7 separate regions of the Homo sapiens genome follow, and regions 2, 3, 4, 5, 6 and 7 are each linked to region 1. A link is a loop called in an ENCODE intact Hi-C map of the cell type or tissue named here. Cell type or tissue: MCF 10A. All regions are shown on one strand. Region 1 holds the start of SPOCK1 (SPARC (osteonectin), cwcv and kazal like domains proteoglycan 1). Region 2 overlaps SPOCK1 (SPARC (osteonectin), cwcv and kazal like domains proteoglycan 1). Region 3 overlaps SPOCK1 (SPARC (osteonectin), cwcv and kazal like domains proteoglycan 1). Region 4 has its middle 67 kb from the start of CTB-1I21.1. Region 5 has its middle 42 kb from the start of MIR874. Region 6 overlaps SPOCK1 (SPARC (osteonectin), cwcv and kazal like domains proteoglycan 1). Region 7 overlaps SPOCK1 (SPARC (osteonectin), cwcv and kazal like domains proteoglycan 1).

Region 1 (4,000 bases):
CCAGGGCTCCCACGGAGGAGCAATGCTCTGCCACCCAGGGTCCCTTTCAGGGCAGGGGACCAACTGCACGGGCTAGTTGTTCCTGTTTCAAGATTCCGAGGGTCAAACCACCCCACCTCCCCTGTATTTTATCAGGCCCATTGCCATGACCGCCTCCCTCAACACACACACACACACACATGCAACACCTGACTCCCATAAATAGCTCCCCCATAAATAGCTTGGACCACTCCCAGACCCAACCTCTCCAGTAGGGATTCTCCTGACACACCCCAGAGATGGTCCACGCCACCGCTGCCCCGGGGAGGTTTTCTCCGGAGCTAGGGAAAGTCTACCATCACGGTTAGGAGAAGTCGGAAGCTCAGAGAACCTCTTTCTCCACAGCTACTGGTGATCTGTGCTGTATTTTAGTGCAGTCACCTCCCGCAGCCCTACGAATACACACACCTGGGCCACAGGTAACAGGCAAGCGCATGGAGCCTTCGAAGTTCTCTTTAAAGTTCCTTTCAGGCAAGACCGCACCCAGGAAGCTGGGACCGACCAGCCCCCGCGGGAGATGCCCACCTGTCCCCCTCCCAACCACACACACACACACACACACACACACACACACACCCCAACCCCGCTTCAGGGGTCCCCTCCGAGAGGCTCCGCGCCCCCCAGGGCCGGGTGGCGCCGGTACTCACGTCTCGAAAGCGGTTCCAGTACTTGTCCCGGTCGTACTGGGAGACGGTGCTCAGCCACTGGTCATTGTCTAGGAAATTGCCGTGGTTGGGGCCCGCGCCTCCGGCGAGCGCGTCCAGGTGCCGGCTCTCGACTTGGAGGAAGCACCACGCCGCGGCGGCCGCCGCCAACACCGCGATCGCCGGCATCTGCGGGGCAGGGCGCGCAGGGCGATGAGCGAAGAGGGCGGGCGGCCGCGAGCCCCGGGCACCCAGGCGTCCCAGCGCCCCAGCCCGGAGGCGGGGACCCCGCGGCGGGCACGGGCAGCGCTCGCGCACCTGGGGCGCCTGTCGCGCCTCTAGACCCAGGGACCCCTCTCACGAATGGGGGACTCATCTACGAACGAGGAGGCTGCGTCACGAATCCGAGGCTGCCGTCCAACTACAGGGGACCCGTCTCGTCTATTCTCCGAGTGCCCCACAGATGCCGCCCTCCTATCAGGGGCTTGGTACCCCTCCCCAGAAGCGGGGAGCCCGGGTCCGCACGCCGCACTCCCACAGACGGTGCGGTGCACACGGCTTTGGGGCAGGAGAGGGGAGAACAGGGCTCCAGCAGCACCCGAGCTCCGGCAAGCGGGGTGGGGGCTGCCAGCAGCTGGGGGTCCCCGGCGACAGCTAAGGGAAAGGTCTCCCTTGAGCGCCCTGAGGTCTCGGGGGTAAGAAAGGCGCGCGGAGGTAACCCCAGGCCCTGACCCTGCCAGCCCCCTAGGCGGCCGCGGGGAGGTCCCAACTACTCCAAGTTGGGGCGCGGGGTTCCTCTGGGCACGTACCTTGGGGGCCGGCCCGGGTCCCCTAGTCCGAGTTGCTCGAGCTCCCGCGGCACGGTCGCCGGGAAGGCTGATCGCCGGCTCGCGCCCCTGCGCTCCTGCCACACGCCGCCGCCGAGCGTCTGGCCGCTTTGTGAGCCCGCAGCGATGTGCTCTGCTCGCTCGCTGGCTCGGGCGCGGCGTCCGCGGGCGGAGGAGGCCGAGCGCGCGAGCCAAGGCTCTGGCGCCCCCTGGTGGCCGCGCGCTGCCTGCCCGACAGCCCGGCCGCCCCAGCCCGGAACGTGGTCATTCACATCTTTTTTTTTTTTTTTTTTTTTTTTAATTTACTTCTATTTTTTTTTTTAATTATACTTTAAGTTTTAGGGTACATGTGCACATTGTGCAGGTTAGTTACATATGTATACATGTGCCATGCTGGTGCGCTGCACCCACTAACTCGTCATCTAGCATTAGGTATATCTCCCAATGCTATCCCTCCCCACTCCCCCCACCCCACCACAGTCCCCAGAGTGTGATATTCCCCTTCCTGTGTCCATGTGATCTCATTGTTCAATTCCCACCTATGAGTGAGAATATGCGGTGTTTGGTTTTTTGTTCTTGCGATAGTTTACTGAGAATGATGGTTTCCAATTTCATCCACGTCCCTACAAAGGACATGAACTCATCCTTTTTTATGGCTGCATAGTATTCCATGGTGTATATGTGCCACATTTTCTTAATCCAGTCTATCATTGATGGACATTTGGGTTGGTTCCAAGTCTTTGCTATTGTGAATAATGCCGCAATACACATACGTGTGCATGTGGCTTTATAGCAGCATGATTTATAGTCCTTTGGGTATATACCCAGTAATGGGATGGCTGGGTCAAATGGTATTTCTAGTTCTAGATCCCTGAGGAATCGCCACACTGACTTCCACAATGGTTGAACTAGTTTACAGTCCCACCAACAGTGTAAAAGTGTTCCTATTTCTCCACATCCTCTCCAGCACCTGTTGTTTCCTGACTTTTTAATGATTGCCATTCTAACTGGTGTGAGATGATATCTCATAGTGGTTTTGATTTGCATTGCTCTGATGGCCAGTGATGATGAGCATTTTTTCATGTATTTTTTGGCTGCATAAATGTCTTCTTTTGAGAAGTGTCTGTTCATGTCCTTCGCCCACTTTTTGATGGGGTTGTTTGTTTTTTTCTTGTAAATTTGTTTGAGTTCATTGTAGATTCTGGATATTAGCCCTTTGTCAGATGAGTAGGTTGCGAAAATTTTCTCCCATGTTGTAGGTTGCCTGTTCACTCTGATGGTAGTTTCTTTTGCTGTGCAGAAGCTCTTTAGTTTAATTAGATCCCATTTGTCAATTTTGGCTTTTGTTGCCATTGCTTTTGGTGTTTTGGACATGAAGTCCTTGCCCACGCCTATGTCCTGGGTCATTCACATCTTAATGCAGGGCTAAAATCAGCTTTCAGGCCCAGGCTGGTGCGAGACAGAAGAGGGGACTGAGGATATGAGGCCAAGACGCAGGCCAGCATGGAGGCATTCTCAAAAGGAAGGCCGTCGGGTTATCTAGATCAAAATCACCTGGGTGGAGAGAGAAGCGAACTTCCTAAAAATGATTCCTGCCCCACCGCCCCACTTGCTGAGTCAGCATTCCTTAGGAAAGCTTCCAAGTCTGCACTTTTAATGAGCTCCCGAGGCGTTTTTTATGCATGGCAAAGTTTGATAACCACCGTCCTGCCATTCCCTGGATAAGTGAATATCTGCACTGCCCATCCCAAGTCATGCACCCACCTGCATCTCTGCACTCCCATGCCCTATGCCATGCTTACCACTGTCCTGCCCCTTGAGAACCGGCCCCAGCACTAACCTGTTGAGTTCCCCTAGATGGGAGGGAGGGGAGAGAGGAAAAACAGATCAGGCTACAGGGACAGAACACTGAGAAGCAGAAGTCTGGTCCTGCCCCATCCCCCACCCCGTTTCCAAATACCAGCAATGTTTGGTGAAATAGGGCTGGAAGGGACTTAATGTCTTCCCCTGCCTGTATACAAGTGATACTGGCCTGTCACCTTTCTCTGTACAACTACACCCCATTCCCCAGACACCTGAGCGCTCTTTCAGAACAAGTCTGACCATCCCATCACCCCTCTCCCCTCAACACAAAATTCTTCACAATGCTTTCCTGATAAAGACCAATCTCCTGGCTGGAGCCCCCAGGCCCCGCACATCTGGACCCCGCCTCTCACCCCACTCTCTCCTCCTCTGACCTTCTGGACGGGCTGGCCCTGACCCCAGTGGAAATGGGCTCCCTCCACTCCTGGGTATTCACTTCTGCCTGGGCTGCTGTCCATACCCAGTCCCAGCACAAGTCTCATTAATTCTGCTCTCTGCTTATTCATCCTCACTTCTTCAGAGACTCTTGCTACACCTGTGGACCAGGCCAGCACCTGCAGTGATGCTGTCTTTGAGAACACAGTGCTTCTCTGGCTGTAAGCTCAACTGATATCACTTACTCTATGT
Region 2 (4,000 bases), 420 kb before region 1:
CTTTTTTTTTTTACAAGAGAATAGCAGCTACAAAATTTAAAAGAAAGGCTAGAGTTAGAAAGTCACCATTTTGAAACTCCTCATGTAATTAATTGAGTCAGAAAAGGACCATTTAATATTTGCTAAAAATTTTGGGTGAAAGTTATTAGAGAATGAAACATTCACACAGTCTTAAAATGTCTCCTTATAGTGTTATTATTACACAAAGAAGAAAATGCACACTTTCAATAAAACAAACGGCAGTCACCCCTTAACAAAGGGACCAAGGGTCCAAGCTAATACCACTGGCGGCGGGACAGGCTGGCATGTGCCTCCTAATATGCAACAAAAGAAAATACACAGTAGCACCTGTGAGGCACTGTATTAAAAAGGTTGAACCCGACTCTATGCATTAGGAAACAGACAAATCCAAAATTGAGGACATTTTATAACAGTCTGAACTCTAAAAGCAAACCAAACAAACCTGGGGCAGGTGGATTATCATACTAGAGTAATCATTTCTAATTAAAATAAATTAAAAATCGGAAACAAATGAAATGAGTGAAAGTTAACAGAACCTTGACTAATAATTATTATACAAAACACATTATTATACAAACATTTGGGGAAGAATTTCTGTGATGTTAATGTGAACTATATGCTAGGTGATATTATGGAATGTTCTTACAGGCATAATACCTACTAAGGTTAAGGTGGTTATATAAGAGAACACCCCTTTTCTTAGGGGTGAGGTGTCACAATGCTGCAAATTACTTCTAACTAGTTCAGGGGAAAGTACGTATGTATATACAGAAAGCAAGAGTACACAAATGTGCCAAAATACTAACGACTGCCAAATCTTTTTGTTTTGTTTGTGTTTTGAGACTGAGTTTCGCTCTTATTGCCCAGGCTGGAGTGCAGTGACATGATTTCAGCTCACTGCAACCTCCGCCTCCCAGGTTCAAGCAATTCTCCTGCCTCAGCCTCCCTAGTAGCTGGGATTACAGGCACCTGCCACCATGCCCTGCTAATTTTTGTATTTTGTTGTTGTTGTTGTTGTTGTTGTTGTTGAGATGGAGTCTCGCTCTGTCACCCAGGCTGGAGTGCAGTGGCGCAAACTCGGCTCACTGCAAGCTCCACCTCCCAGGTTCAGGCCATTCTCCTTTCTCAGCCTCCCGAGTAGCTGGGACTACAGGCACCCGCCACCACGCCCGACTAATTTTTGTATTTTTAGTAGAGACGGGGTTTCACCGTGTTAGCCAGGATGGTCTCGATCTCCTGACCTCGTGATCAGCCCACCTCGGCCTCCCAAAGTGCTGGGATTACAGGCGTGAGTCACCGCGCCCGACCTAATTTTTGTATTTTTAGTACAGACCGGGTTTCACCATGTTGGCCAGGCTGTTTTCGAACTCCTGACCTCAATAGATCTGCCCGCCTCATCCTCCCAAAGTGCTGGGATTACAGGTGTGAGCCACTGCAACAACTGTCAAATCTTAATGACGGGTATACAGCATTCATTGCATTATTCTTTAAATGCTCTGTACATTGAATAATTATTAAACTAATAGCCAGGGGAAGAAAATTTAACTTGCTTTGCCCAGTGGTGCTAGGAGAACTCTTCCCAGAAACCACTCCTCTTTTCCCTCCCTAAGCTCCTCCCTCCCCAGTGGCTTGCCACTCTCAGGTGTTGCAGTTACTGTCCCTCCTGCAGCTCCCGCTAGAGGGCGGCTCTCGGGGCAGGGACTGGATCCTATTTCCTGCTGTATCCAGGCTGGCTTACACCTGGTAAAGAGCTGACCTTCAGTAAGGATTTGTTAAAGGGCCAAGTGATCCAGGTTTTCCAGAAGCACAAAATTCTCTTGATTGATATCAGCAATTAGCTTTGCTCATTTTCTTACCTTGTTTATCTTGTCAGTGATTTAGCACACCCTTTTCTAGTGAGTGAGGAGGTAAGTTTCAGTCCAGTTCATGTACAGATTGTCACAGGCTTGGTTTTAGAGGCAAGGCTGAATAGTTTCTCTAAACTGTGTGACGAAACCAGTGGAGAGTCTTGCTGTCCTCCAGGCAATGCAACCAAGAGTGGCCGGCACCGTGGAGAGGAGTGCAGCCCTGACCTGCACGTGCAGGCCCACCCCCAGCAGGCTCCTGGCCCCTGCTTTAAGCTCCCAAACTGCACACAAGGGGAACTGCCTTGGCTCACCTCCACTGTTCTCACTTCTGGACATTTTCCCTGTTATCTCCTCTGCCTGGGATTTTGTTAGGACTGGACACTATTTTGACATTTTAAATTTCTGTGGGATTTTTTACTTAACTGGGATTTCGGAGAATAGTGCAGATGAGGAAGGACTTGAAGTTCCTGGGCCTGTCATCCTCTCTAGGAGATGGCTGGCCCCATGGAGGGAGGACAACCTGCTGTACATCAGAGAGGTGGGACCATGCACAGCCTCACCATGCAAGGCCTGGATGCAGCAGAGAGCCCAGACCCGAAGGGCTCTCAGTGAAGGCCCACAGTTGGGCCAGCTGCAGCCCTCCCCTCTTCCGAACGGGGCTCCAGTGCCTTTCCTCCAGGAAAGCTTTTCTGAGGCTCCTGCCTCTGTGCCCCAGGACAATTCTCTCATTGCACTCACCACTGGACAGTGCTTATCTGTTTACATATCTACTTCTTGAAGGAAATAGTATCTTTGACTAGAGCCTAGCATATCACAAGTACAGGTGCTCCTGAACTTACTATGGGGTTACATTTCAATAAACCCATCTTAAGGTAAAAATAATCAGAGATTGAAAGTGCATTTAATATGTCTAACCAACAAACATCATAGCTTAGCCTAGCCTACCTTCAGTGTACTCAGAACACTCACATTAGTCTACAGTGGGGCAAAATTATCTAAGATAAAGCCTATTTAATAATAAAAAGTAGGATATCTCATGTAATTTATTGAATACTGGACTGAAAGTAAAAAAAAAAAAAAAAAAAAAGAATGGTTGACGGGTAGCCAAAGTACAGTTTCTAGTAAATTCATATCTCCTTTGCACCATCTTAAAGTCATACCATTTTCAGTTGAACCATTGTAAGTCAGGGACCATCTGTGTCTTATACATTTTTTGTTTATTTATGGGATATATCTTATGTAACCCTATGTGAGAGCAGGTGTTAATACATTCATTCTATAGATTAAGAGCAGGTGTTAATACATTCATTCTATAGATGAAGAAACTGAAACTAGAGAAAGCAAATAACTGCCTCGGGGACACAAGGTGAGTAAGTAGCAGATTTAAAATTTTTTTTTTTGAGACAGAGTCTCGCTCTGTTGCCCAGGCTGGAGTGCAGTGGCATGATCTCAGCTCACTGCAAGCTCCGCCTCCTGGGTTCATGCCATTCTCCTGCCTCACCCTCCTAAGTAGCTGGGACTACAGGCGCCCACCACCACGCCTGGCTAATTTTTTTGTATTTTTAGTAGAGACGGGGTTTCACCGTGTTAGCCAGGATGGTCTCGATCTCCTGACCTCGTGATCCACCCGCCTCGTCCTCCCAAAGTGCTGGGATTACAGGCGTGAGCCACCGCGCCCGGCCCCCGCAGATTTAATTTTTAATTCAACCCCTTCACTTCTCCCTAGTCCAGTGCTATGTGTAATGACTCACAGACTTCTACAACAGTGAGGGGTTTGGCAAAGCCTTTACAGGAATCCTAGGAGGACAGAGAGGAGACAGAAATTATGCCAGAGCTCGGGAAAGGGAGAGAGAACAGGAGGTGCCCTGCTGGCGGCTGTGTGGTGCTGACCGGCAGGGAAGAAATGGAGTCAGCCAAATACAACCCTTGCTTGTCAACTGTGACTTGTCACTAGTGATAGTGATGTTAGTCAAAGCCACTTTAACATGTTGCAATTAGCTAAGCCAACTTACAGAAGTGAAGCTGATCAGCTCACAGACCTGAATCAGGTGATGTGGCCACCTTCTGTGTTCCAGAAGCTGACAGCAGCCAGACTTAGCCTCTCCTGGAGGCATAAAGGCCTGCAGCTATTC
Region 3 (4,000 bases), 280 kb before region 1:
GCAAAAGAACAACAATGCCACTTATTTAATCCTTCTGGAAAGACTAGATTTTATTCACGCTTTGCTGGGAAAATTGACAAGTTGTATGACTCAGCTACATCAAACAAATGAGCCACTGGTCTCATTCCTGAGACACAGCAGAAGCAAGCTGCCAGAATTGAGTCCTATAGTAGCTAGTCAGATTCTTCCCCTACATTTAAGGTGTACAACAAGCACAGGTGGTCCCAAACCTGCCCAAGGAGGAGCTCCTTCTCATCAGACCACCATACCAGACAATACCACCAAAGGTAACTAGCTGCCAGGTACCTGGGCAGAGGCGGCATGGTGATATGAAAGAAAATCATCAACAAGGAAAAAAGCAGTGCCCAGGCTGGCTCCAAGCAGGCTGAAGTGGGACAGACAAAATGCAGGGTCCCCACCAAGGCACTCCTTTGTTGTAAGACCTGCAAGGGGGAACCTTAAGGAGGCATATGAGAAGAAACCTGTTTTATACAAAGCTCTCTTCCCTAGGATCTCACCTGGAATCTCTCCAAATAGATGACGGCTGCCAAATCTGCACACAGGAAATGCTAGCATCACCCTCTTAATTTGTCTAGTAGCCTTTTACACAAATACACTGTGTTCTTTGTGTGAACCTGAATTAATGATGCTAAGATGACAAAAATCACTCATTTAAAATTATTTGCAGAGTGGTAAGTAAGCAGGATTCTGGCAGTGGGTGTCAAAAGATCCTTTCATTAAATGTTAACTCTTCCTTGTGAGAGGTGGAGTTCAGTGGAGGCAGAGGGATTGGAAAAAGTAAGAGTATCCCAACACTTAGCAGGTCCTGCCCTGGGGAAAGCCAGACATCTCCGCTGCTAGAATGGGCCTAATGAGCCAGGAATTGGCATTGCTGCAAATATGTTTCTTTATAAAAGGGGATTCATTATTCCAGGACTCGCATTTCTGAATTCATGAAGGTAAAATTACAGCAATTAAGAATCATGCCTTTTTTTCTCCAAATGAATAGAAGCTCAAAATACCACCAAACAAAACTCCAGGTCAAATTTCATGAGAAAGTATACCTTATTGCCAGAAAACACACAGATGTGTGAAGAAACAATAACTGGCATAGTGCCTTTGCCCAATGTTCTAGAGCTCATCATGATCAAAGTATTCACTGAACATATGTCTGTCCAGGCTGTGTTGAGTGCTTAGGAAGCTGAGGTCTTGGCCCTGGCTGGGCCCCTAGTCTACTTCACTGAAGATAACCTAGGTGGCTATTTTTCCTGGAGAGACATGATGATTTTATAGGGCCTCCATGGTGTCTTTTAGAGCTGCTTTGCCTCCTTAGAGTGAGCAGGTCCTGAAGAAGTAATTAGAAAATGTGAACCTTTCTAGAGCCATGGCCTTCAGGATTCTCTTGATCTAGTCTCTAAGCCCTGGGCAACCCATCCAGTACTCCATCTGCCCCAGAAGTAGATTCTGAAAGAATAGCCCAGGGTATCTAGACACCATGCCCTCCATCTAGTGGGGGTCAGTTGCATCTCCTGACCCAGGAGGGTGGTGTTTCTAGATAGAGCAACAAGAACCCATGTTTCAGAGGGAGGAAGATGGGGAGCACAGAGACAGAGCAGTGCAGAACAAAATCAAATGACCTCAAAATCATGTCCTCCACATCCCATATTGACAACTCCTCATTTCCAAAAGCACCATTTTGGTTAAATCTGTGGAAAAAGAAAACAACCTTCTCTCATTTTGGGGGGCATGTACATAACTAATCCTTTCACTTGAGTCGCCCTGCCTGGCAGTGCCCCCCAGGATGCATTTTGAGTCACTCTCTATAGCACCTGGCTGTGAAGCCATGAATGGATCATCATTTTCTAAGTATTATCACACGCAAGGAACTGTACTTTACATGGATTTAGATTACTTAATCCTCAAAGAGCCCTGTGAGGTTGTTTGTATTTTACCCCACTTTATAGAGGAACAAACCACATCACATAGGATGTAATAATTTGGCCCACATCACCCAGGTCTGACTCCTGAGTCTAGTCTCCTAACCACTATGAACTCCACTGCCCTCTAGTGTAATTGTTGGGTTTCTCTAAACAGTGAGGACACTAAGGACAAGGACTGAGTCACAGTCATCTGTTTCGTCAGCACCTTAGATAGGAATCACTGCTCAGCAGGCACTGAGCAAATGGTCACTAAGAGGCTGTGTCAGCGAATAGGTAGGTGAGTGAGTGAATAAGTGAAGGTTGCTAGTCTCCATACTGAATCCTCAGCCTTTCTCGGGCACACACATGGTTCCAGAGCAGAAAATGTTAACATTCTAAAGAAAGTCTAGTGAAAAAGTCCCCCAACTTTTATTAAGATGTGTGACTTTATATCCATGTTTTCAAAGCATCTTTGCAATTATTCTTAGAATCACTCATTTAACACTCCAGCACAGTAAGCCAACAGCCACAGAAACGTGGCCAGCAGAAATATATCTGCTTAAATAGGTGTGTCTCACTTTGAGAAAAACTGGAATATAAAAACCCAAATATCTATGTAGAAACATAAATGGGGGAGGCATTCCAATTTTAAAAGGATTCACAAGTTTCCTCTAAATAGCCTGTTGCCTTGGAAATTTCCATTTTAAATGTCTGATTTTGGCACCTTCCAAAAATTCCATCTTTTAAATGTCTGTCCATCCTAAGGTAAATGACCAATGAGTTATAGTTACTAAGAAAAGCACATGGCTTCATGTTATAAAAGTCCAGGCCCATTTCAGAAACTGCCATGTGCATCCAGCTGCAAAAAAGCACTCGAAGAGACAGCACTCCTAACCCCCCTAAAATGAAAATTATTACAAGGCAATATATATGACACACAGAGGTCTTGTTTCAAGGAATCTGTCCCAACAAAGCAAATAAAAAATTCAACAGATCTATATGTTATGAGGGTGGTTGCCTCATCTCCGGGTGTCGAAAACAGCATGAAATTCCTAATAACCGAGACCTTTACACAACATCTTCGATGAGATATTTTCAGTTTCAGTCAATGACTGAGATGACAATAGATTCCAATTTTAGGAACTTAACTGTATTATTACAGCCATGAGGGTCCAAATATCAGAACCATTCATTATGATATGTGTTTAGACTGTAACTAAGTTCATTTTCTTGGCATGAATATTCATTATTTTTCTTTAATTGTTAAAATAAAAGTAAGTGTGAATGTCAATCTTCTCTTCCAAGAAAATTAGCATCTGAAATATTTCTGTGGAGAAACAAGGCAATAATGAAAATGATGAATGAATACTTCTCCTTCTGGGAATGTACACAACCAGTTATTCCTCCCACAGCATCTCAGGGAAGCAGCGCCCACCCTCCACAGGGCTCAGGCACTGGGTTTGTTTCTGTCTGATGAGAAAGCCTTGATCAGACTCCATCTGAAAAGGTCTTCCTGGTATCTGGCTTCTTTAACACACCAATTGTCATGCTTTTATTACTATTCCCATCACAGAGGACAGCATGAAGCCTCGAGTTTTCTTGTTTTATTTAAGGTACTCAAAACTCTGGCTTTTATCATGTCACATACATACGCCATCAGGAGAGAGGACAAAGCAGCTGCAGAGTATCAAGGGATCTAAAAACACACAGGCTGCCTGGGCAAATCCAGAGTACACTAAGAAGATCTGTTTAAGTGCTTCTATTTGATTCCCGCCCCCACTTCAGAGTAGGTGGGGGGAACCTCTCTTTGGGTAAGGCCAAGCAAAATACTCTCAGGGGCTCTGTCACCAAACAGTTCAGTTTCAGTATCAGAGCTTAAGTGGGAACAAAGGCTAACACCAGTAGCTAATAAGAGCATTTAGTAAATTTGTACATTTGCTTTCTGTGTATACATAGATCATCAGGGATAATTATCTATAGGTTTAAATAAGACCCTCAATTAAAGCATTACCTCTCCTGGATAATCAGACTCTTAAAAGAAGAGCACAGATTTAATACAACTATAAGAGGGAGACCCCCTT
Region 4 (4,000 bases), 700 kb before region 1:
TGCAGCCCATTTATGCAGCCTACACCCCTGGGCATAGGACAGGGTCAGGGAGTGTAAAGAGTCCAACTAGAGGGGCAAACAGAAGATATCCAGCCCAAACTGCCCAAACACACTTTGCTTTCATTGTATGATATTCGAACATTAAAGATAAAGCAACCTCTCCCCTACAAAGAGGTAAGCATTGTTTTACGTTTAGTGTATGTCTTCCAGACATTTTCCTAGTTTGTTACCTGTATAATATATGTCCTCATAATAGGTGCAATTTTGTTCTGCCTGTGTGGGCATGTGTTTTGTAAACAGTGTGATACAATACGTATTGTTAAAGAACTTGCTTTTTTACTCAACAATTTGTCTTGGACTCTTTTCACATCAGCATGTAGAGACCTGACATTATTTTAATCCCCTGTGTGGCATTCCACAGTGTGGTTGATAGGAGGGCTGTTCTCCAATGTCCTAGTTCTCTCTCTCTCTCTCTCTCTCTCTCTCTCTCTCTCTCTCTCTGGGCACATAGTAGGATGGGAGCATCCCACTCTACTAAACTCAGGTTGCCAGTATGATTGCCTTTGGTCAAGGAGATATAAACCCATGTCCCATATGTCACTCCCAGGCAAAAGCTTTAAGAGCTGACACATGCTTCATCTTTCTCTTTTCACTTGCTGTTGAGACTAGTGGTGTTCTCGACCAGCACTGCCTAGTAAAAAATATAATCTAAGCTGTTATCTAATTTTAAATATTCCGTAAGTCACATTTAAAAAAAGTTAAACACAGGCAAAATTAATTTTAATAATGTATTTCATTTACCCAGTATACCCAAACTATTATCATTTCAACATGCAATCAACACGAAAAACTATTAAATAAATATTTTACACTTTTATACTCAGCCTTTAAAATCCGGTATATAACTTACACTTACAGTGTTTATCAATTCAGACTAGACACATTTCAAGGGCTCAATAGCTCCATGTGGCTAGTAGCTACCATGTGGGACAGTGCAGTTCTGTCTGCATCTTAAGGATGATGGAGCTGAGCCCCAGCTGAAATGTGTTGAGTTACTTTTACTCACACTACAGTGTGAGAAATTTTTTATTGCTTTTTTTAAGGCATCGTGACTTGGATGTTGTTTGCTCCCACAGAATCACCTGATCTGTCCAAACACACATATCGTAATTCATTTAATCATTTCAATATGGGTGGACAAGCAAGTTGTTTCCAATTTTTCACTGTTATAACAAGATGTTGGTGAATATCTTTATGCACATTTTTGTGCTCAGATGGAACTTTTTATATCATAGGCATTTATATATTTTTTTACTTTAACAAATTTAAAAGGCTGTCCAACGTGTTTCAAATTTTCACTTCTATTAGAAATATGTGAAAGTACCCATTTTCCCCATATCCTTACCATTACCTGATATCATCTAATTTTTTATTTCAAATACTTTTTCTATTTGTTTTTATTTACATCTCTTATAGTTGATATAATATACAGCCCATTCTTCTAACATCGTATTTTTATATAATTAAAATTTTCTTGAAACTTTGTTTTTAAATGGCAGCATCAACATGTGGCATAGATATAGCAAGTCAATTTAACCATTTCCCTAGTTTCTTGGATATTCACATTGAGATTACTTCCAAACTTTATTATACATATCACCATAATGAACATCTTTTGTGCAAACAACATTTTATACATTTCACTTAATTTTCCTATGATAAGTTCTAAAAGTGTAGTTACTGGCTTGAAAGGCCCATACACATTTATAGTTCTTGGTATTTGCTAGCAGATTCTTTTTTCTTGCTAGAAAATTTGTATCGATTACAGTCCTTTAGGGAAATTTCAGGTTTTTATATGACATAAATTGAACATTTGCCATTTACAGATGCTTTTAGATACATTCTTGCATCTAATGCTTACAAGGGTTCCATAAGGTGAGCAAAAGGAAAATGACCTGCCAGGGTCACAGCGTAGGTGAGAAGCAATGCTGACATTTGAACTCAGCTTCAGACAACAAATTCAGGTTTGTTTGTTTGTTTTGCTGAATACTTCAATTGCTTCCTTAACATTGACCATGGAAAAATAGGCTTCTTCTTGATCCCCATTTCAGCCACAACTTGTGGCCCCAAGTAACTCATTAGTTTGGGTCTTCAAGGAGAGAGAACTAATATTACCAATGGCTTATTTCTGTAAAAATCCTCCTCCGTGCTTGAAAATAGGAATGTCACTCTATAATTTCAAGATGCCAGGTGAGGGCACTGCTGGCCCATAATTTGTTTCAGAAACAAAACAGAAATGGTCTCAAGAGGAGGCTAACAATTTTTTATATGGTTTCCCTCAGAGAGACACCTTCCACTGAAGGAATATTAAACTGGTGTCTGGCATAGAGAACTGTTTTCCAGTGGGACTCACTGGGGTTCTCTATTTGGCGGATTTATCCACACAGACCAACTTGTTTCAAAATGAAAAGGGAGCCATAATAAAGTAAGATGTTAAGCTGTTTTAGGTGGAAACCACTGCAGATATTTTCTAGTATAGTTCTCACTACTGCAGACAACAATAAAATGCAAATGGGGAAATAGAGCGAAATGCAAAATTTCCTTTTAGAGTTTAATAGAGTTGAGCCTATCAGAAAAGATTAGAAACAACTTCTCAACATTTTTACATTTTGTTCTTTGGATGATGTTGATATATTATAGTTTTAGCTGAAAGGAGAATGTTTGTGTTCTCTGAAGTCATCTATCCCTTGTTGTGATCTGAGCTTCTTTCTTGTCTGGACCATGGCCATAGTGTTCTGATCAGGGTTCCTTCCCCCATTGTCACATCTCCATACCCAACTCACCCTCACTCTGCATACTACATTCTGTATGAACTTTCTAAGGTAAAAGTTGGATCCTTTCACATCCCTTCTCAAAGCTCACCAGTGGTTCACCACCCTCTAGAAGATAAAAGCCTTCACATACCTTATACTACCTTCAAAATGAAGCTTCTACCCACTTTCCAGCTTCATATTATGCCATGCTTCCTGCATCCCCTCGTAATACTGTGCTCCAGTCACACTGAACTTCTTGCCTTCTGCTGTGGTCTGAATATGTCCCCACAAATTCACATGTAGGAAAATTAATCCCCAATGCAACAGTGTTGGGAGGTGGGACCTAATTGGTGGTGTTTAGATATGAGGGCAGAGCCCTCATGAATAATTAATGCCACCATAAGAAGCTCTTAAAGAAGTAAATTCACTCTCTTTTGATCTTCTGCTATGTGAGAACGCAATGTTCCTCCCCTTCAGCAGACACGGCAACAAGGTATGAGTTTGGTGCAAAAGTAATTGTGGTTTTTGTCCTTTCTTCCAATGGCAAAAACTGCAATCACTTTTGCAGCAACCTAATACCATCTTGGAACCAGAGACTGAACCTGCCAATGGCATGATCTTGGACTTCCTAGTCTCTAGAATTGTAAGAAATATACTTCTGTCATTTATAAAATATCCAGTCTCAAATATTCTGCTATAGCAGCACAAAATGAACTAAGATGCCTTCCCCCAAATGTGCTCTGCTCTTTAATATCACCAAAGTTTTATACCTACTCTTTTTTCTGCATAAGAGTTTATTCATTATTTTACTCAACCTACCAATCCCTCTCACTCTTTAAAACCCAGCTAGCAGGTCACCTTTCTAGGATATTTTTTCCCAAATCTCCAGATATAATCACTTGTATCAGTCAAGGTTCTCCAAAGAAACAGAACCAATAGGACACACACACACACACACACACGCACACACACATGCACACACACAGATACAGATAATAGATATCAATATGTGAGAGGGGGCCAGATGCCATGGCTCACTCTGTAATTCCAGCAGTTTAGGAGGCCGAGGTGGGTTGGATCACTTGAGCTCAGGAGTTTGAGACCAGCATGGGCAACATGGCAAAACCCCATATTTACAAAAACATGCAAAAATTAGGCAGGCATGGTGGCATGTGCCCATAGTCCCA
Region 5 (4,000 bases), 110 kb after region 1:
AGGTCTAATATTATGTGCTAATATTAAGTCCCAAGGTCTAACATTAACAGAAAGAGCCTGGTCAACACCTAAGAAGTCAAAACCAACCTCTCTCAGGGGCCTCAAGGGAATCAGATCACCAGGATCATGAGAAACAACAGCACTTATTTCTCTTCCCCAGTAGGGTCCAGTTAGGTGGGGTGAAGCTTTCCCATTTGGTTTGGTGTCTGCACATGGAATAGACCCAGAGGCAAATCTATGTGTGTTGGATCCCAGAGGGCTGAAGGCAGAGAAAGGCAGGAGGTGGAACTTGCAGGGGAAGGAGAGAGACAGCTGACAGGATGCCTCCAGAACCAAATTCTGCCAGGCCAGGGATTTGGGCAAATCATCACCAAGGTTCCTCCAAAGAAAATTACATTTCTGTCCCAGCACAACATGCGAAAAGGCTGGAGATATTTTTTCTTTATATTTAAGGATATATTTGAGATAGTCCGACCTAAAACACAGGGACATATCACAGTGATTTTGGGAGCAACATGAGGTGATGCCTCTTCGTCCAAAGCAGTTGAAACCAAAGTACAGCTATTGGCACCCAAGGGCCAGACCCTCAGGTAAAATGTTTCCATGAATAGTAAGACACTGCAGACACAGAAAACAAACAGGAGTGCTCAGTGTGGGTTCTAAACCAAAAATCAGGAACACAGACTCCCTGGCTTGCAGGATTTGGGTTGTGATGGGCAGCTTCTAACCAGGCAGTGAGTAGCACTTACTACCTGATATTTAATAATTTATCTGAGCCTCAAAAGGGATAGGGGAAGGGGGTGTTGGTCTTTGCAACTAGCCAAACAGAGAGCAGTGAGAAAAGATGCAGAGTATGACCTGAAGCTTCAGTATGACCCGGCACCAAAAGGATGCAGCCCCAAAGAGAAGTCTCTTTCCTCACATGCCAGCTCCGCACTCTCCAGCAGCTGCAGGCTTCCGTGTGTACCTGACTTTCTCCCCACTCTGCATGTGACTCCTAGAGGCAGGTCTTAGTCGTCAAGGGATACCCAGAGCCCGGTGGGTAAACAATGAATAAATCTCTCAGTCTAAGGCCTGAAGCTGGTGAGGTTAGTGACTTTGCAGATCCCAGCTCTCCCATGCCCATTCCTCCCCTGCTCTGCTGAGCTCCCTGCCTCTTTCAAATTCTGCTCTCCAGAAGGGACATTTGCTTACTTCTCAGGCAAATTTATCTGCTCCACGACTCCTGCGTTTTAAGCTGCGTGCCTGGGATGAAATATGTTGTTCCTACCTAAGACATGCCTAGCCTTTGCAGACTAGCAGAGGCGGGCAGCAGGTGGGGGGCGTGGAGGGTGCTGAAGAGAGATTGGGATTGAGATGGAAAAGCATTTGATTTAGTGCAAGTAAAACATAGGGAGAAAGCAGGAAAAAGGCAGAGGAGCCTATAAGCCCCAAAACAAAGAGCATCACATCCCCTGAGGGAGAGACCAAGGAGAGGATTAATCAAGGTTTTGATGCCACACAGACCTGGATTCCAATCCTACCTCCGTTTTTTACTAGCATGCAATTTTGGGCAAGTTACTTGACCATTCTGAGCCATTTCATCATGAGCACTATGGGGATGCTAATGCCAGGTGCTCAGGACTGTTATGAAGAGTAAGTGAGCTGGTGCAGATAAATTATTCAGGGGAGTGCCTGGCACACGGAAGAAATTCGAGAGCTGGTAGCTGTTAAGCTATTTGTACTTCTAAATCAAACAGGGGCCTCTGGTGTGCAAGTAAGGTATTTTCCTGTGCTACAGGGCAGAACTGACTGTGAAAATCTTTGAGATCCTCTTCACAGGAAGGCAAAAAAGCTTCTAGTATGTCCCTAAGATCTGGAAATAAAGGAGGAAGACAGCTCGAGGGGCACAGATGGCTTAATGTTAAGTCTGCTCACATAACACTACACGGGGTATTTCTTTTTTAATTTCCAACTTGAAAAAAATTGCAAATTTTACACTGTTACAGGGATGGGGGTTGGAGGAAAGAGCCATAACTTGTTTCTGTTGCATGTAGTCAATTTCTACACTTTTAACAGTTGCAGCATATTCCTAGTATATAAAACTTCAAACCTCAGCCTCCGACATCTGGAACATCAGTACAATATATCGTATTTGCACTAGACAGAAAAACCCAAGGGCAAGTGCTTAAAACTGAAAGGGCAAATAAGTTTCATCCCTGGTGCCAACTCCAACTGACTGGCAGGGGCAGCCTGGTGCCTTGTCTTGCAGGGGTCAGTAAGCCAGTGCCATCGCTGATTAGTGAGTGATGTGTGCCTTAGGCTCGGAATAGGGTACCAGAGGCTTCTTGATACATTTTTTTATATCAGTAGAGTCTATGCCAGTTCTCCAGACACTTAGGAAAACCAGTAATAATGACCACATTCTGCTTAACAGTTGTGACAGCAAAGAGGGTGGCCTGAGGAGAAACACTGCAGTCAGGAGGAGGATGGCCCAATGCTTAGAGCCAATCAGGAGGAGATGGAAAACAGAGTTTGGACAATTGGAATATGATGAAAGTCATCTTAACAAATAGCCACTTTGATCAAGGCAGTCCTTAGAAGAAAAAACTTTTTTTTTTTTTTGAGACAGAGTCTTACTCTGTTGCCCAGGATGGAGTGCAGTGGTGCAATCTCAGCTCACCACAACATCTGCCTCCCCTGTTCAAGCGAAAAAAATGTTTTTAATCAGCAAATGTGGCAACGGGTTTTGCCTGAGAGAATAAAGAACCATTATCTGACAAATTTCCTAACTCTTTGCCATCCTTGTGAAAAAATTAAGACCAGATGGGGATAAGGAAAAGTGAAGACAGGTCCCTGTCACCCTCCCCAAACCTTCATGAGGACTTTGGTTTAATTTCCAAATATTTGTGTTTTTTTTTCCAGATATACTGTTGCTATTGATTTCCAGTTTAATTCCACTGTGGTCAGAGAAAGCATTCAGCATGACTTCAGCTTTTTTAAATTTATTGAGACTTATTTGATGGCCCCAAATATGGTCTGTCTTGTTGTACACATATATTGTGGTAGATGGTTAAGATGGCCATTAATTCTTTACCTCCCAATGAAAGATGGAGTCTTTTTCTCCATACCTTGAGTCTGGGCTGGCCATGTGGCTTGCTTCAGCCAATGGGACAGTAGCAAATGCAACATAAACAAAGGCTCTAAAAGTGTTTGCACATTGGGACTTGACCCCAAGACTGCCATGTGAAAAAGCCTGAGCGAACCTGCTGGAAGATGAGATGATACCCTCTCCAATAACCGGCCCACCACCAGATATTTGAGTGATCCTACATCATCCAGCCGTTAGCTGACCTGCTGGCTGAATACAGATGCATGAGCAAGCCCAGCAGAGATCAACCGAGCCACATCAGACCAAGAGAACTGCCCAGTCAATCCTCAGAATAGTGAGAAATAATCAATAGTGATTGCTTCAAGCCAGTAAGTTTTGGAGCACTTTGTTATACCACAAAAACTAACAGATATGTGAGTATATATGCATGTTATACAATACACATACACACAGACCTCAATTCCCCTTTCTCTCCTTTTTTCTACTTTGCATAGTATATACTGTGGTTGTATACTGTGGTTATGCATAGTATACACTGTGGTTGTTAATTTCACATTTAGGCTTCAGGTTATATGATATTAAGGAAGAATTGTCTCTAAACTAGAGGAGGGATAATGCCACCTAGAGATGCAGTGACTGATGACATTTGAAGCTTTCCCATCGTGGAAGAAGGGTAAGCACGTTTTAATTTTCACAGAGGATAGCTGTAACAGGTTAGAAAGGAGCCAGTTCTTGCCATGGTTGTTTAGGCGCATGGGAAGAAGGGTGTGTACGGAAGTTGAGCAGCCACATGGGAGGAATGTGGCAAACAACGAGGACGGATAGTTCCACAAGCATTCTACCCCGCTTCTATTACCAAGAAGCTAGAAAGCTAAAAACCACATTTCCAGACACATTTGCAGCGAGGGT
Region 6 (4,000 bases), 180 kb before region 1:
GTCCAATCTCTGCCCTCAGAGAAAAGAGGAGGCACACACAAATTCCAAGACTATATATCATGAAGGTTATGGAGCCTGTTTGAGACATCACAGAAACTACCCAGCTGAATTTTAAGCTGCCTCTCATCAGAGAACTGAGGATTCACAGATTTCCAGGGAAATTGCATTTTGAGGGAAATTCTTCTAGGTAAAAACCCATATAATTCAATGATGAATATTTCCTTTGGCCTTTAATTGATTTACAAGCAATGCTCCATGGCTAGCTTTAGGTGAAAGATCTATTAATTTAAAACCATTCATTACCCCTTTCTTTCATCTAACACATTTTTCCAATATGCTTATTGTTCACTATAAGTAACAGATTGACATCTCTCCAAGAGCAAGTCCTTTTAATACTTGTAAATGGTTTCTTGGAAGGCATCAATGATAAAACTAGTTATGTTTTCAGTAGAGTGATGCTAGGATACACTTTTATGCAATGCCATAAAACTATCCTTCTTATTTAAGTAGCATCAGCAAGACAGTAGAATAGGAAACCCGAGAGCTCACTTCACAACAGAAACACCAGCTTTAACAACAACACATGAGGCCGGGCGCGGTGGCTCACGCCTGTAATCCCAGCACTTTGGGAGGCCGAGGCGGGTGGATCATGAGGTCAGGAGATCGAGACCATCCTGGCTAACAAGGTGAAACCCCGTCTCTACTAAAAATACAAAAAATTAGCCAGGCGCGGTGGCGGGCGCCTGTAGTCCCAGCTACTCGGGAGGCTGAGGCAGGAGAATGGCGTGAACCCGGGAAGCGGAGCTTGCAGTGAGCCGAGATTGCGCCACTGCAGTCCGCAGTCCGGCCTGGGCGACAGAGCGAGACTCCGTCTCAAAAAAAAAAAAAAAAAAAAAACAACACATGATCCAAAAAGCCTTTATGAGAACTCCAGAATTCAGTTAGGAAGTCACAGTACCCCAGGCAACTCAAAATCAAGAACAGCTACATTGAAATGGGTAACAAAAAGCTATTTTATTCCAACTGCATCAATCCTTCTCCCAAGCCAGCACAGCTCATGATCAAAAAGAAGAGTCCAACTTGTGGATTCTCCCTTGGGAGGGAAATTGAAGAAATTGAAACACTTCCAATGTTCCAGCTTTTCAGGAAACTGCCCAAGGGACTGGTTTCTGTCCTGCCTGATTCAGAGTGCTGATGGGAAACTGACATACCTTGGATGCCTGGTATCCACAGAGAACAAAAGAGAGCTCAGAAGCTTGTGGCAGCACCAGAGAACTTGTAGTATCACACAGAGACACCAGCACAGCTTGCCACAATTTTCAGAAAGCACCCAACTCATGGCTTCTCCACTGGGAGGGAAAGGAAGGGTGGAATGTATATATTGTGTTCTGGCTTTTCAAGGGCTGCTAGAAGGAGTGGTTTCTGTTTTGCCTGACTTAGAGTGCTGACAGACTTAGAAAACTTTGGATACCTGGGAGCCAGAGAACAGAAAAGAGCTCAATGCCAGAAAAAGCGCCAGAAAACCTGAAATACCTCATACAGACACCAGAGGGAGCAAGAGGCTACAAGCGCCTGAAAAAGAGACCAGCAAATCTCTCTAAATGGGAAATTACACACACAAGCCTAGAAAAGATTTCTCTCCCCAAAAGGTTAAGAGACGCTTGGAATCTCTAGCTGGGCTGATTGCTGAAGGTCTTTCCCTATAAGAAAAACCATAAGGACTGGGGAAAGTGGTTGTGTTTTCAAATGTGCAAATCCCAACACAAAATTATAAGGCTCACAAAGTAATGGGGAAACACAGCCCAGTCAAAGTTACAAAATAAATATCCAGAAATTGGTCCTAAAGAAAAAGAGTTATATGAATTATCTCATAAACAATTCAAAATAGCCACCATAAAGATGCTTAACAAGCTCAGGAAAATTGTGTATAAACAAATGAGAGTGTCTGTAAAATGAAAAAGAGTATTTTTTAACCAAAGAAATTTGTGACCTGAAGAACACAAAAACTGAGTTGGAAATTTCACTAGAATAATTCAAGAGCAGAACTGTTTAAGCAACACAGAATCAGCACACTCAGAGACAGGTCATTGGAAATTATTCAGTCATAGAAACACCAACCAGAAAAAAAAAAAAAAAGTGAAGAAAGCCTAAAGGACCTACTATGGGACACCACAGAGACCAATAGGTATATTATAGGTATTCCAGAAGAAGGAAAGACAGACAAAGGGGCAGAAAGCTTGTATGAAATAATAATGGCTCTGGTAAAGGAAATGAACATCCAAATCCAAGAAGCCAAATAGATCTCAATCAGAACATACCCAAAAAAGTCCACACTGAGATACATTATAATCAAGCTGTCAAAGGTTAGACAAAGAGAGAATTTTGAAAGCAAGAAAAAAGTAACTCATCACATACAAAGGAGTCTCCATGAGACTATCAGTGTATATATCAGCAGAAACTTTGCAGGCCAAAACAGAGTAGGATGATATATTCAAAGTGATTAAAAAAGAAAAAAAAGGGCCAGGGCGGTGGTTCACGCCTGTAATCCCAGCACTTTGGGAGGCCGAGGCAGGTGGATCACGAGGTCAGGAGTTCAAGACGAGCTTATCCAAGATGGTGAAATCCTATCTCTACTAAAAAAATACAACAAAATTAGCCAGGCATGGTAGCAGGTGACTGTAATCCCAGCTACTCAGGAGGGTCAGGCAGGAGAATTGCTTGAACCCCAGTGGCAGAGGTTGCAGTGAGCCAACATCATGCCCTAGCCTGGGCAACAAAGTGAGACTCTGTCAAAAAGAAAAAAAAAAGAAAAAGAAAACTGTCAATCCAGATTTGTGTGTCTGTGTTTTTCAAAAATTAAGAAAAATTAAAGGCTTTCCTAGATAAACAAAAGCTGATAAAATTTATCACCACTAGACCCGCCTTATAAGAAAAGCTAAATGGAGTCCTTCAAGTTGAAAAGAAAGAATGCTAAAAAACACTGGTCAGCAACATAAAAGCATATATAAGTATTAAGCTCATTGGCTGAGGCAGGCAGTGAACCCAGGAGTTCGAGACCAGCCTGGGCAACATAGCAAAACCCCATTCTTACTAAAAAATACAAAAATTAGCCAGGCATGTTGGCACAAAACCTGTAGTCCCAGCTACTCAGGAGACTGAGGTAAGAGAATAACCTGAGCCCAAGAAGTCGAGGCTGCAGTCAGCCATGATTGTGCCACTGCACTCCAGCCTGGGCATCAGAGTGAGATGCTGTCTCAAGGAAAAAAAAAAAAACACACACACACACAAAACTCACTGGTAAAGGTAAATATATAAATATTACAAATACAGAATATTGTAATACTCTAACAATGGTAGGTAAATCACTTAATTCTGGCATAGAAGTTAAAAGACAAAAATACAAAAATAACTATAAAGGTATGTTAATGGATACACAATACAAAAGATGTAATTTGTGACAATAACAAAACAGAGGGGAGAAGTCAAAGAGTAGAATTTTTGTATGTGACTGAAGCTAAGCTGATATCAGCTTAAAATAGATATTACAACTGTAAAATAAGCCCCATGTAACCACAAAAAACCTACATAAGATACATAAATGAAAATGAGAAAGGAATCAAAGCATATCCTTACCAAAAAAAAAATCAAAAGAGGAAAAAAGGAACAAAAACACTAAGAGACAGGCAGAAAACAAAGTGCATTTTAGTCCATTTTAGTATCACAGGAAACCTGAGACTGGACAATTTATAATAAACAGGAATTTATTTTCTCACAGTTCTGGAGGCTGGCAAGTCCAACACTGAGGGGCCAGCATCTAGTAAGGACCTTCTTGCTATGTCATAACGTGGTAAAAGGAATCATGGTGAAAGGAATCACATGGTAGAAGAGCAAGAGAGAGAGAGTAAAAGGAAGATGAACTCTCCCTTTTATAACAAACCCACTCGTGCAATAACTGTTATTTCATTCACTCCATTCTCATGGCCTAATCACCTCTCATTAG
Region 7 (4,000 bases), 150 kb before region 1:
GCTCAGTTATTCACAGAAAATTACCTGTGGTTGAGGAAGGAGTCAGAGAACCTTGCCCTTTGGCAACACCGGAGAGTAGAAACTTATTTTGTCTGTTCTGGTCTCCAAGTTCGGTGCCCTTTTTGTTCCTCCTGGCTCTTTGTTCCACTCTTTGTTCTTACCTGACCCTTTCAGAAGTACAATATCTATATTCTCCTTTCCCAGTGAAATCTGATCTCAGGAAATGAGCTGAACCTCATTCACACCAAAATGTAATGACTAATGCTAGATAAATGATCTGATGCCAGATCAAGTGTTAAACCAAAAGAACTGTATTCCCAAAGCAGGCTTTCAGGCATCAGAAGGCTGCTGGGTGACTGTCTTTGAGCAGAAGGCCTTCAATCAAGTGCAAGTACATCCCGACACTTATCCACTCCCACAGGTGTCAGAGTAAGCCACAGGGGCCTCAGTCACAAAGGGGAGGTCTGGGAGGGTTTGGCTGTCCCCTCTCCAGTGTTCATGCTGATGCAGAGACTAGCTAGACCTGCAGACCTTCAGGAGGGGACAATGAGTTAGACTGAGGTCAAAAACCATATATCATTTCCTTTCCTTCCCTACTGAGGACCCTCTTGTCTAGGCTCACCCAGAGCAGAAGAGGTGCATAGGCCAGCTCTTCTCCCCACAAGGTCCATCCACACAGTGATGCCACTTTCAGTGCCCTGGAGATGTCCAAGCTCAACACTCCCATTCAACAGTGGAAGAAGGGCCCCAAGAAGGGCAGACGCTTCCCCAGGGCTGTACAGAGGACCTGTGGAAGAGCCTTGCAGAAATCAAGCACCTCACTGCTTCCAACCCACTCAGCTGCCTCAACTCTAGCAACCATCACAGCCACCTGTGAAGCTCAGCCTCTCAGCCCCGTTGTATGAAATCCCAGATCCAACAGGAAGCATATTCACACAGTTCCTCCTTAGGGTCAATCCCAACCCTCTACTTTTAGGGAACAAGAAGTCAATCCCTTCTACAATACCCAAGGATTCATCCTGCAACATGTTCCCTGGTGTTTGGCTATTCCTGTGTGGGGCACTCTGTTTCAGCATGAGAATATCAGAAAGCCTGTAAGGTGCTGGGGGCTACTGACATTCCCCCAGTTAACTGACTTCCAGTGGAAGTGTTAAGTCCAAGAGGTCACCTCTGGGAAACCCATACCAGGTGCCATACAGGAGACTTCAGCTCCCCATCATAGAACAGGATCAGCAAGTTTCATTTAACCAGGCTAGGGTCCACAGGAATGCCCAGTGAACTCTTTTCCCCACAGTGAGTATTGTCTATAACCTTTTGGGAATAAGTTTTCTGTACAAAAATATAATTGACACAATAAACAGCCCCTTCCCACAATGGAAAAACCTAATAGAATTTAATTATCGCAAAGAGATTCTGGGAGAAAAGAAGTTACACTTCTCTCTCTTGATCCCTCCCAAGAGGCTCCCATGCACCAGGAGTCTGAGCCAAAATAGCTGCCTGAGAAAGGCACAGCATGGCCCATGCTCAAGTGTGGGGAGTCCTTAATTAAAGTCCATCCTGTATGACTTTCCCTGATGACTATTTAAAAATCAAAACAAAGGTCATAAAGCCAGAACGTTTTATTCTACTTACAAGTCCGAAGTCATTTCACATTTGCGTGAATAACCTTCTGTGAAGACAGGTGTCACATCTTAACTTTTAGTGACCCTGTGGCACTTGCTGTCATTGAAGTGGGCTAGATGTTCACAGCACACCTCAGGGCAGCAGTTCTTAAGCAAAAGTGATTTTGCCCCCTAGGGGACATTTGCCAATGTCTGGAGATAATTCTGATGTTCACAAATGGGGAGGGGGCGGTGCCACTGACATTTAGTGGGTAGAGGTCAGGGATGCTGTTAACCAACCTATACTGTGCAGGACAACTGCCTGCAACAGGGAATTTTCCAGTCCAAAAGCCAATACTACCAAGGTTGAGAAACCCTGCTGTCAAGCAATGGTTTTAAACAACATTGGGCATAAGGTTTCACATAAAGTATTTAGTATAAACGCAGGTTTCTGGATTCTACCGACAGAGATTGTTTCAGTTGGTCTGAAATGGGAATTTGCCATTTTTTAAAAAAACAAAGACTGTTCCCCATTCCCCAAGGGATTTTGATGCAAGTGTTTCCTGTATTTCCAAAATGATGGGCTTGCAATTCCAAAAGCTACCACCAGGCAGCAGTGCTGTTAGCTTGGGTAACAAAAGCTTTATAGAAGGTTCTTAGGCAGAGTCTCAAAGAACCACACACGCTCTACTTCTCCACGAAAATACAATCACAGGTAAGTAGAAACATGGACTAAATATAGAAAGTGAATAAACTCACACAATATAGATCAATATTTAAAAAGAATGCAAACACCAGACGTTAGGGGCACCCTTCTAACAAATATTCATCTCTGCCTAATGTAACTTGTATGGAATTGTTTGGAGCCAAGTGATTTCAGAGCTGGAAGGACTAAAGTCATCCAGTCCCATAGCCTCATTTTAGCAAAGAATATGACTGCCTTTAAACGACCAGTTTCTAGAATTTGAGACCTTGCAATGCTGTGCCCACTCAGTCCCAATAGTGAGCACTTCAGAATCCCTTCCCTGATGAGCTCTTCCTGTTTATGGGGTGAGCCTGTGTCTGCCTCTGAAACATATCCCCAGCTGCTTGCACCTCTTGCAGTAAATACTCCTCCTGCAGAGATGGGCATTACCTGGATTCCATACTTCAGTGTTAACCAAATTTGCTCTATCCAAGAATCACCTAGGGCTTGGTCAAAATACAGGCTTTCCCTCTGAAGAGTCCCACACAGTTGTTCTGGAGCAGGGCTGACCATCTGTATTTTTAGCAAACACCCTGGTCTAAGTGGCTCTTTAGCTCTGGCTCTATTCCAAAACTTTCCCAAAATGTGGTCCCTATAAAAAATCAACTGGGAGCCATTCCAGACCAATCACTCTCTCTAGGGGCTGAGCCCAGGAATGTGTAACAAACTGCAGGTTGAGTATTTTACACATTAAGGTTGAGGCCCCTAACACTCTATATAGAAATTACTTACAGCATGATGCCCTCCCAGATCTTAAGGAAGCCTCATCTCTAAAAAGGCAGGGAAGAGAAGGCTACCAGATAGACACACATGTCTCAGCATTACTGCAGGCACTCCAGCAGACACTGCAGGCACCAAAGAGCACTGATCTCTGCCTCATCTGGGCCTCAGACACCTGTGTGACAGGGCTCATCACTGCCATCTTATCAGACAAAATAGATTCGGAAAAGCGAAGCAGCTGCCCAAGGCCATGGGGCTGAGTAGCTGAGTCAGGGTTCAAACTCAGGTCTGTCCCACCCAAAGCCCCTGTCTTCCTTTGCACAGGCTCCCTCTCAAGAGGCAATTCTGTTAAGGCCTCAACTCTCCTTTCTCCTGCATCAGATGCCCTTTGGCTTCCTCTCCCAGCACACAACAGAATAGACCCCAAAGAATGAGAAGCCCAGGAAGACCGGGAAGTTGCATTTCCTTGTGGGCCCCTCCTGCCCTCATGAGCTGGGCACCTGGAAGCTGGGGTCACAGAACAGGAGTTTGCTCCCCCTCCTTCCCTGCACCCCTCCTCCACCCATCCTTTATCCTGAATGGCTAATTTAAATGGATAGGATTTATTTGACTCAACTCTGCATTGTCTGACCCCAACCTGCTTCCAGCTATAACTCCCAAGTCAAAAGGCAGGAAGTCAGAACAGGGAGGAGAAAAAGACCGAGATAATCAGCCCTTGATTAACATTGAGCTGTGAATGCACAGCCTTTTCTAAAGCTGCACAGAGGGTGAACAGGAGGAATGCAAATGAGGTGGCAGTTACGAAAATGATGCCTGAACTGTAAAGCGCCATATAAACAGGAGGTACATTCAAATTTAAAAGAAACAAACAGGGAAACATGGTTTTCCAGACAATTCTCCTCCGAGGCTTGCCTCCTTCTACCAACGTTCTCCC

What was found. A loop is a pair of places that touch in the nucleus more often than their neighbours do. Peaks named below come from ENCODE experiments on the same cell type or tissue, not always from the same donor. Only the 100,000 strongest peaks of a DNase experiment are listed, where the experiment ranks them.
Region 2: a loop joins it to region 1, with 4 times the contacts of the local background. A loop is called at or near these places in 10 of 110 quality-filtered maps.
Region 3: it touches region 1 in a loop (6-fold over the local background); 6 of 110 quality-filtered maps call a loop at or near these places.
Region 4: it touches region 1 in a loop (18-fold over the local background); 50 of 110 quality-filtered maps call a loop at or near these places.
Region 5: it touches region 1 in a loop (8-fold over the local background); 4 of 110 quality-filtered maps call a loop at or near these places.
Region 6: it touches region 1 in a loop (18-fold over the local background); 88 of 110 quality-filtered maps call a loop at or near these places.
Region 7: a loop joins it to region 1, with 13 times the contacts of the local background. A loop is called at or near these places in 41 of 110 quality-filtered maps.

What each region holds. Positions count from the first base shown.
Region 1 is chr5:137,497,687-137,501,686 of GRCh38, forward strand. SPOCK1 (SPARC (osteonectin), cwcv and kazal like domains proteoglycan 1) reads right to left here and starts at 1,640. Exons shown (of 11, transcript NM_004598.4): 1 at 1,493-1,640; 2 at 687-872. The coding sequence starts at 872. RefSeq lists a silencer at 1,591-1,810. In MCF 10A, a CTCF peak has its summit at 1,730 (motif pointing left); a DNase peak (open chromatin) is centred at 1,655.
Region 2 is chr5:137,073,674-137,077,673 of GRCh38, forward strand. The region is part of intron 5 of SPOCK1 (SPARC (osteonectin), cwcv and kazal like domains proteoglycan 1); the gene reads right to left. Among named protein-coding and RNA genes, the nearest start is that of CTB-1I21.1, 340 kb to the left of the region's middle. In MCF 10A, a CTCF peak has its summit at 1,685 (motif pointing right); a DNase peak (open chromatin) is centred at 1,668.
Region 3 is chr5:137,218,559-137,222,558 of GRCh38, forward strand. All of the region lies in intron 3 of SPOCK1 (SPARC (osteonectin), cwcv and kazal like domains proteoglycan 1), which reads right to left. Among named protein-coding and RNA genes, the nearest start is that of SPOCK1, 280 kb to the right of the region's middle. RefSeq lists a silencer at 2,040-2,189. In MCF 10A, a CTCF peak has its summit at 2,074 (motif pointing left); DNase peaks (open chromatin) are centred at 113 and 2,093.
Region 4 is chr5:136,800,318-136,804,317 of GRCh38, forward strand. No RefSeq gene overlaps it. Among named protein-coding and RNA genes, the nearest start is that of CTB-1I21.1, 67 kb to the left of the region's middle. In MCF 10A, a CTCF peak has its summit at 2,245 (motif pointing right); no DNase peak of the experiment used is centred here.
Region 5 is chr5:137,603,852-137,607,851 of GRCh38, forward strand. No RefSeq gene overlaps it. Among named protein-coding and RNA genes, the nearest start is that of MIR874, 42 kb to the right of the region's middle. In MCF 10A, a CTCF peak has its summit at 1,758; no DNase peak of the experiment used is centred here.
Region 6 is chr5:137,319,077-137,323,076 of GRCh38, forward strand. The region is part of intron 2 of SPOCK1 (SPARC (osteonectin), cwcv and kazal like domains proteoglycan 1); the gene reads right to left. Among named protein-coding and RNA genes, the nearest start is that of SPOCK1, 180 kb to the right of the region's middle. RefSeq lists an enhancer at 678-1,177. In MCF 10A, a CTCF peak has its summit at 1,549 (motif pointing right); a DNase peak (open chromatin) is centred at 1,555.
Region 7 is chr5:137,342,714-137,346,713 of GRCh38, forward strand. The region is part of intron 2 of SPOCK1 (SPARC (osteonectin), cwcv and kazal like domains proteoglycan 1); the gene reads right to left. Among named protein-coding and RNA genes, the nearest start is that of SPOCK1, 150 kb to the right of the region's middle. In MCF 10A, a CTCF peak has its summit at 2,202; a DNase peak (open chromatin) is centred at 2,208.